Linked DNA regions of Homo sapiens: region 2 is linked to region 1. Evidence: read pairs that join two places in POLR2A ChIA-PET (ENCODE). Cell type or tissue: GM12878. All regions are shown on one strand. Each heading gives the region's core, and the rest is flanking DNA. Links, peaks and the distances in the headings are about the cores only. Region 1 overlaps CDC14A (cell division cycle 14A). Region 2 overlaps CDC14A (cell division cycle 14A).

Region 1 (2,815 bases), core at 129-2,628:
AAATATAATTGTCATTTTTTAATGCAGATTTTTTTCCCAGTTATAAAAAGTTATATGTGAAACTGTGCATACCATCTTATAAACATCTGAACTGCATTTAATCTAGTTGTAATAAACATAATATCTCCAGCTGGGCGTGGCGGCTCGCGCCTGTAATCCCAGCACTTTGGGAGGCCAATGCAGGTGAATCACCTGAGCTCAGGAGTGCAAGACCACCCAGGGCAACATGGTGAAACCCCGTCTCTACTAAAAATACAAAAAAATTAACCAGGTGTGGTGGTGTGTGCCTGTAGTCCCAGCTACTTGGGAGGCTGAGGCAGGAGAACTGCTTGAGCCCCAGCGATGAAGGTTGCAGTGAGCCGAGTTTGCACCATTGCACTCCAGCTTGGGCCACAGAGTGAGACTCTGTCTCAAAGGAAATAAAAAAAATATCCAAAATGCCCTAAGTAAAATCTAAGAAACCCTGAGTGTTATGATTGCACATGTGAAATTAAACCTCAAGCATAGCTTCTATTTATAACAACTTAAATAAAGAATCTAATTATGGCAATTAAAATTTGCTTGTTTAAATAAAAGTCTCAAATTAATTATCCAATATCTCTCAAGTAATTATTAAGCTTAACACAGTATTTGAAAATCCAAGAATAAAGGTATGCACTAATCATCAAGAGACTAAAACCAATTCTTTATGAACAATAAAAGAAAACAGGTTTCTACGGTCACTATTTCTGTATCCTTGACCACCAAGTAGGTTAGATAAATACGCTCTGCAATATCTGCTTATTTGGATTACAGAAATCCATTTGGTTAAATAGCAACCTTTTATAATTAATCATATGGAGAGAGGCAAGGGGATCCCTAAGATACATTCATTCACAGAACCAAAAGAATATGTTTGCAAATCCTCCTACCCAAAAAGATAAATAGTAGATAATATTGGGTTATATTCAGCAGCCAGGATAAGGCTGATGGAATAAACAAAAAGATTTAGGTCTTAGACCTAAATCTGAGAAAAAATTAATAAGGAAGTTACAGCTTTTAACTGACCTAATATAATATACGCTTACTTTGGTAGTCTTCCAAAGTTAATATTTGTGCCTTTATTCATAGTGAATTATACAAATGTCAATGTTTATCAATAATAAAATACTTTATATGACCCAAGTTGGTTTTTCTAATTAAACACACACATACACTTCAAAGAAATCTAGATCAGACAGGAACTTAAGGTACTTTCCAACCCTACCACATTTTGTAAACAAATACCTAAGCAAGGATGAGGCAAGAGTATGATATTACCACTTCTGATCTAAAGCCTACTACCTACCAAATACTATGCAAAAAAAACTATAGATGTTCTTCACTGTAAGAAAAATCCAAAATAAAAAAATCTGAATTCCTGAAAGTGATACATTTAGGTGTTGTTATTCACTGTGCTATAGGATTCTCCAATCTACAAAAGATTCACAGCTTTCTTTTGAATAACTCACTCTCCTGGTGCACTCAAAATATAATTTGACTAAAAAACATGAATTTTTACAATTCCTTTTTTTTATCTGGAGATGGAGTTGCATTCTGTTGCCCAGGCTGGAGTGCAACGGTGCGATCTCAGCTCACTGCAACCTCTGCCTCCGGGTTCAAGCAATTCTCCTGCTTTAGCCTCCCAAGTAGCTGGGATTACAGGCACACACCACCAGGCCCGACTAATTTTTTTGTATTTTTAGTAGAGACCGGGTTTCACCATGTTGGCCAGGCTGGTCTCGAACTCCTGACCTCATGATCCACCCACCTCAGCCTCCCAAAGTGCTGGGATTACAGGCATGAGCCACTGCACCCGGCCAATTTTTATGATTTCTAAGAAATGCATTTGTGACTCTATAGTAATGGTCACAAATACATTTTTCTGTCCAAACACTGAAAACTATTTGACCTTTTTACTACTGTAACAAACCTACAATAAGATAGAAAAGATAGTCTTTGAGGTTGACGATTACAAGGTTGATTTCCTATATCAACAGATGTGTTTTCTAGGAAAACATGCAGAAACAGTTTTGAAGCGCAATTCAACATTCATTTAGACATTTGCTGAGCCTTTATTATATATCAAGGACTGTAACTTGGTGTCAAACATAAAATAATAAAAAGCATTCTCTATGCTTTTACAGAGTCCAAAGGCAGGTGGGAATGACAAATAACAGTAACAAAAATGGCAGCAAATATGTGGATACCACTGACTCTGTGTTAAACACTAGTGTATTCTATACAACTTACTTCTCATAGCAACCCTATGAGGTAGATGTTATTTTCATCTTCGTTTTATCCATTAAAGAAAAAGTCACATTACACTTTGAACATGCGATACTAAAAGTATGTAAGAGGAATGACAGTGACACAAAGACTATTTTGAAATTTAATAAGGTAGAACCACAGTGGCATTTTAAAATTCATTTAAAAAGTGCCTTCTTTATATTTCCCTAACTTCTAAAACAACAAAACAGTGTTGACAGTATAGTTGTATTACATAAATGCAAATATGCTGTAAGGACAGGCACTTTATGAGCTTAAAGCAAAGTAAATATTTGAATTATTTGGTTTAAGTTGACATGCCATCTGGCTTTAAATAATAATCAAACTCTAGATTATTAATTTAGACTTGCTTTTGAGGGAGACGGTGTGGTGGAGCAAAAGAGGAGTGTCCCATGTGGATGACTGCTTCACCTCTGCTAGCATCAGCTACAGCAGGGAGACAGTGGGGTTGGAAAACATGTGGAGGCCCATTCCAAAAGTCCAGATCAGTGAACACCTCTGCTGGTAC
Region 2 (2,815 bases), core at 30-2,529, 75 kb after region 1:
GAGTCAGACCAGTGATTTTACTTTCCTGATAATGACTCCTTTCTCTTTGGCTACCCTAGATAGTACTCGGTTCCCAGATTAATTATAATACCCAATTCATACCAACTACATACTAATGACTAATCAAGACAGCAAAGAAATTCCTTGGTCTTCAAAAGAAAAAAATAGACTTCCATTATTTATTAATTATCCTTTTCTTGTTTACTCAGCCATTAAAAGTTCATTTTCTATAAAAAGGATATTATTTACTTCCTAGGTGATTGCAAAAACCTCTATTTTACTTTCTAAAATACTGGCTTCTTTTCTTAAAAACAGATCTGGCTTAATTAAAGGAATTTACATGTATCTTTTCAAGTCAGACAACTTTGTAAGTTAATTCCTACAAAAGTTGAGTAAAACAGATTTTATTATGTTGGTTCAAAAGTAATTGTGGTTTTTAACATTAAAAGTAATTATAAAAACCACAATTGCTTTTGCACCAACCTAATATGTTATATGATTATTGATTCTTTTTGGTATAATTCCATGTCCACCTCTCACTTTGAAATCAATGGCAAAAATTTGTAAATTCATAAGGATACAACATATTCTACAGGAAATTCTCTATCAGACTGCTTTTTATACCTAAGTTCATTAAAAACCAATCAAATCAAAAAATAATCACAGAACAGTTAATATGTCCAAGGCATTGTACTATGTAACACCAGTAACATTTTACCCAGCAGAAAGAGCAAAATACCTGAGCAATATAATTTAGTATTTATCCTTAAGAGTCCTCTGTATAGCATTTTGTCTTTCAAACTGAAATAGTAAAGATCTTCATTTAGAAATTGGAAGACAAGGAGATAAATATTGCTTTCTGTGTGATAAAATAAGTTTACTAAAACTAGGTATATAGATGAGTTTCCTCATATGCTTGAAGAAGAAAAAAAAAGCCACATGCCAAAATCCACATAAAAGTACAGAAAAGGAAACCAGATACCCATGTGAAATCAAAACTATAGATGAATACTAAATGTATGACCAGAATTCTATCATCTCAGGTAAATTCCATTCTCTGTTGCTGCTGGTTCATCAATCTCACCTGGCTGTTAACTACACAGAACATTTAAGAAACATGCAAAAAATTTCAATCTTGACCAAACAGAAAATGTTATGCACACAGCTCCAGCCATGATAAGCCCTGTTCATCACTTGGAAACAGGGTCTACAGGCATATCTGAAGGTTTCAGAAAAATTATCCTAGGAGGGAATTTGATAGAGACTCATTAACAACAGCCTAAAAGGATTTGTGCTTTCTTTCTTAGATCACTATTCCAGTGACTTCATTCAGCTCATATTGCAATTCATTCTGAAAACTGAAAGAGGTTAACATGTCCTTTGTGGTATAATCAGGAGGATCACTTTCAAACTCTAGGTGAACTACTCACATAAATTTCCAGAGATCAAGATCACCTGACTAAATGTTTTGTGCACACCAACCCCACTGAGCAGATCCTATGGTTCAAATGTTTTAATTCCAAATTATAAATATCACTACAATACTCACTTTTAGTTTCTTGTTTAGTTTGCAGCAATATCTGTACACCATTGCCAAGTTCAGCGGTCCAAAATCTGCATAGAAACTAAGATACAAGAAAAACAAAAAACGTAGTATTTAGTCAAAGTATAATTTTCAGTAACATCAATGTTCATCTTTAATTTCATTAAATTTACAATCAAATTTCAATTATCTTATAACTAATCTGATCCATGGTATAATCCAAATAACTAATGGTTTCGTCCTAATGCCCTCTAGTTACTCTAACTAGTCTCTTAATAGGGAACTAGTGGCCGGGCGCGGTGGCTTATGCCTGTAATCCCAGCACTTTGGGAGGCTGGGGCAGGCAGACTGCCTGAGGTCAGGTGTTCGAGACCAGCCTGACCAACATGGAGAAACCCCATCTCTACTAAAAATACAAAATTAGCCAGGCAGTGTGGTGCTTGCCTATAATCCCAGCTACTCGAGAGGCTGAGGCAGGAGAATCACTTGAACCCGGGAGGTGGAGGTGGAGGTTGCGGTGAGCCAGAGATCGCACCACTGCACTCCAGCCTGGGCAACAAGAGTGAAACTCCATCGCAAAAAAAAAAAAAACAGAACTAATTGGACAGTTTTAAGTTCCACCTCCTTTTATCTGCCTGCCAGACCATTTAAGTAAACACACTAAAGAACAGGCAAAGAAAGAACCAACAGGAATATAACAAGTACATGGCCTGTACTACTTGCTTTTATTTCTTTATCATATATTTTAGTCATAATCTTACTTGTGTACTTTGGATTCCAACTATTCCTCTCAAACATAGCTCACAATTCTCAAGTATCTTAAATCCAGTGGTATTTTTTCAGTTTTCGTTCTCCATGAACTTTCTGTATTATAAGACACACTGGCTCCTCCCCCTCTCTTCATCCCCTAACATCTCCAGGATACAGTCATCAATCTGTAGATCTTCTCTCTTAGCCAACATCATGAATTTAACTGACGACCCTATGGAAAAGTGATGTCTCTTCCACTTGAGAGCCAGTGTCAGTCTTCTCCATCTCGGCTACCTGCTGGGTCCACCATCTACAGGCCCTTCCGTCACCTGGAACTCAAAATATCTAAAACTCAACCCATCTTTCCTTCACATCATCCCTCCAGACAAAAAAACACTTTGCTTCTCCCAGTCACTCAGGCATTAAATCTCTCAATCACAGTAGGCCAACAAATAAATATTTAATTCTGATATATCAAACAAGCTACTACTATAATTCATCCTTTCCCTTTCTCTTCCTATT

Evidence for each region. ChIA-PET counts read pairs that join two places held together with the same protein. Peaks named below come from ENCODE experiments on the same cell type or tissue, not always from the same donor. Only the 100,000 strongest peaks of a DNase experiment are listed, where the experiment ranks them.
Region 2: POLR2A ChIA-PET joins it to region 1 with 6 read pairs; 8 of 35 experiments call an interaction of 5 or more read pairs at or near these places.

Annotation. Positions count from the first base shown.
Region 1 is chr1:100,451,255-100,454,069 of GRCh38, reverse strand. The region is part of intron 7 of CDC14A (cell division cycle 14A); the gene reads right to left. Among named protein-coding and RNA genes, the nearest start is that of GPR88, 85 kb to the left of the region's middle. In GM12878, for the core only: no CTCF peak of the experiment used is centred there; a DNase peak (open chromatin) is centred at 1,238; H3K27ac peaks cover 642 bases.
Region 2 is chr1:100,376,356-100,379,170 of GRCh38, reverse strand. CDC14A (cell division cycle 14A) reads right to left here. Exons shown (of 16, transcript NM_003672.4): 3 at 1,550-1,625. Among named protein-coding and RNA genes, the nearest start is that of CDC14A, 25 kb to the right of the region's middle. In GM12878, for the core only: no CTCF peak of the experiment used is centred there; a DNase peak (open chromatin) is centred at 1,429.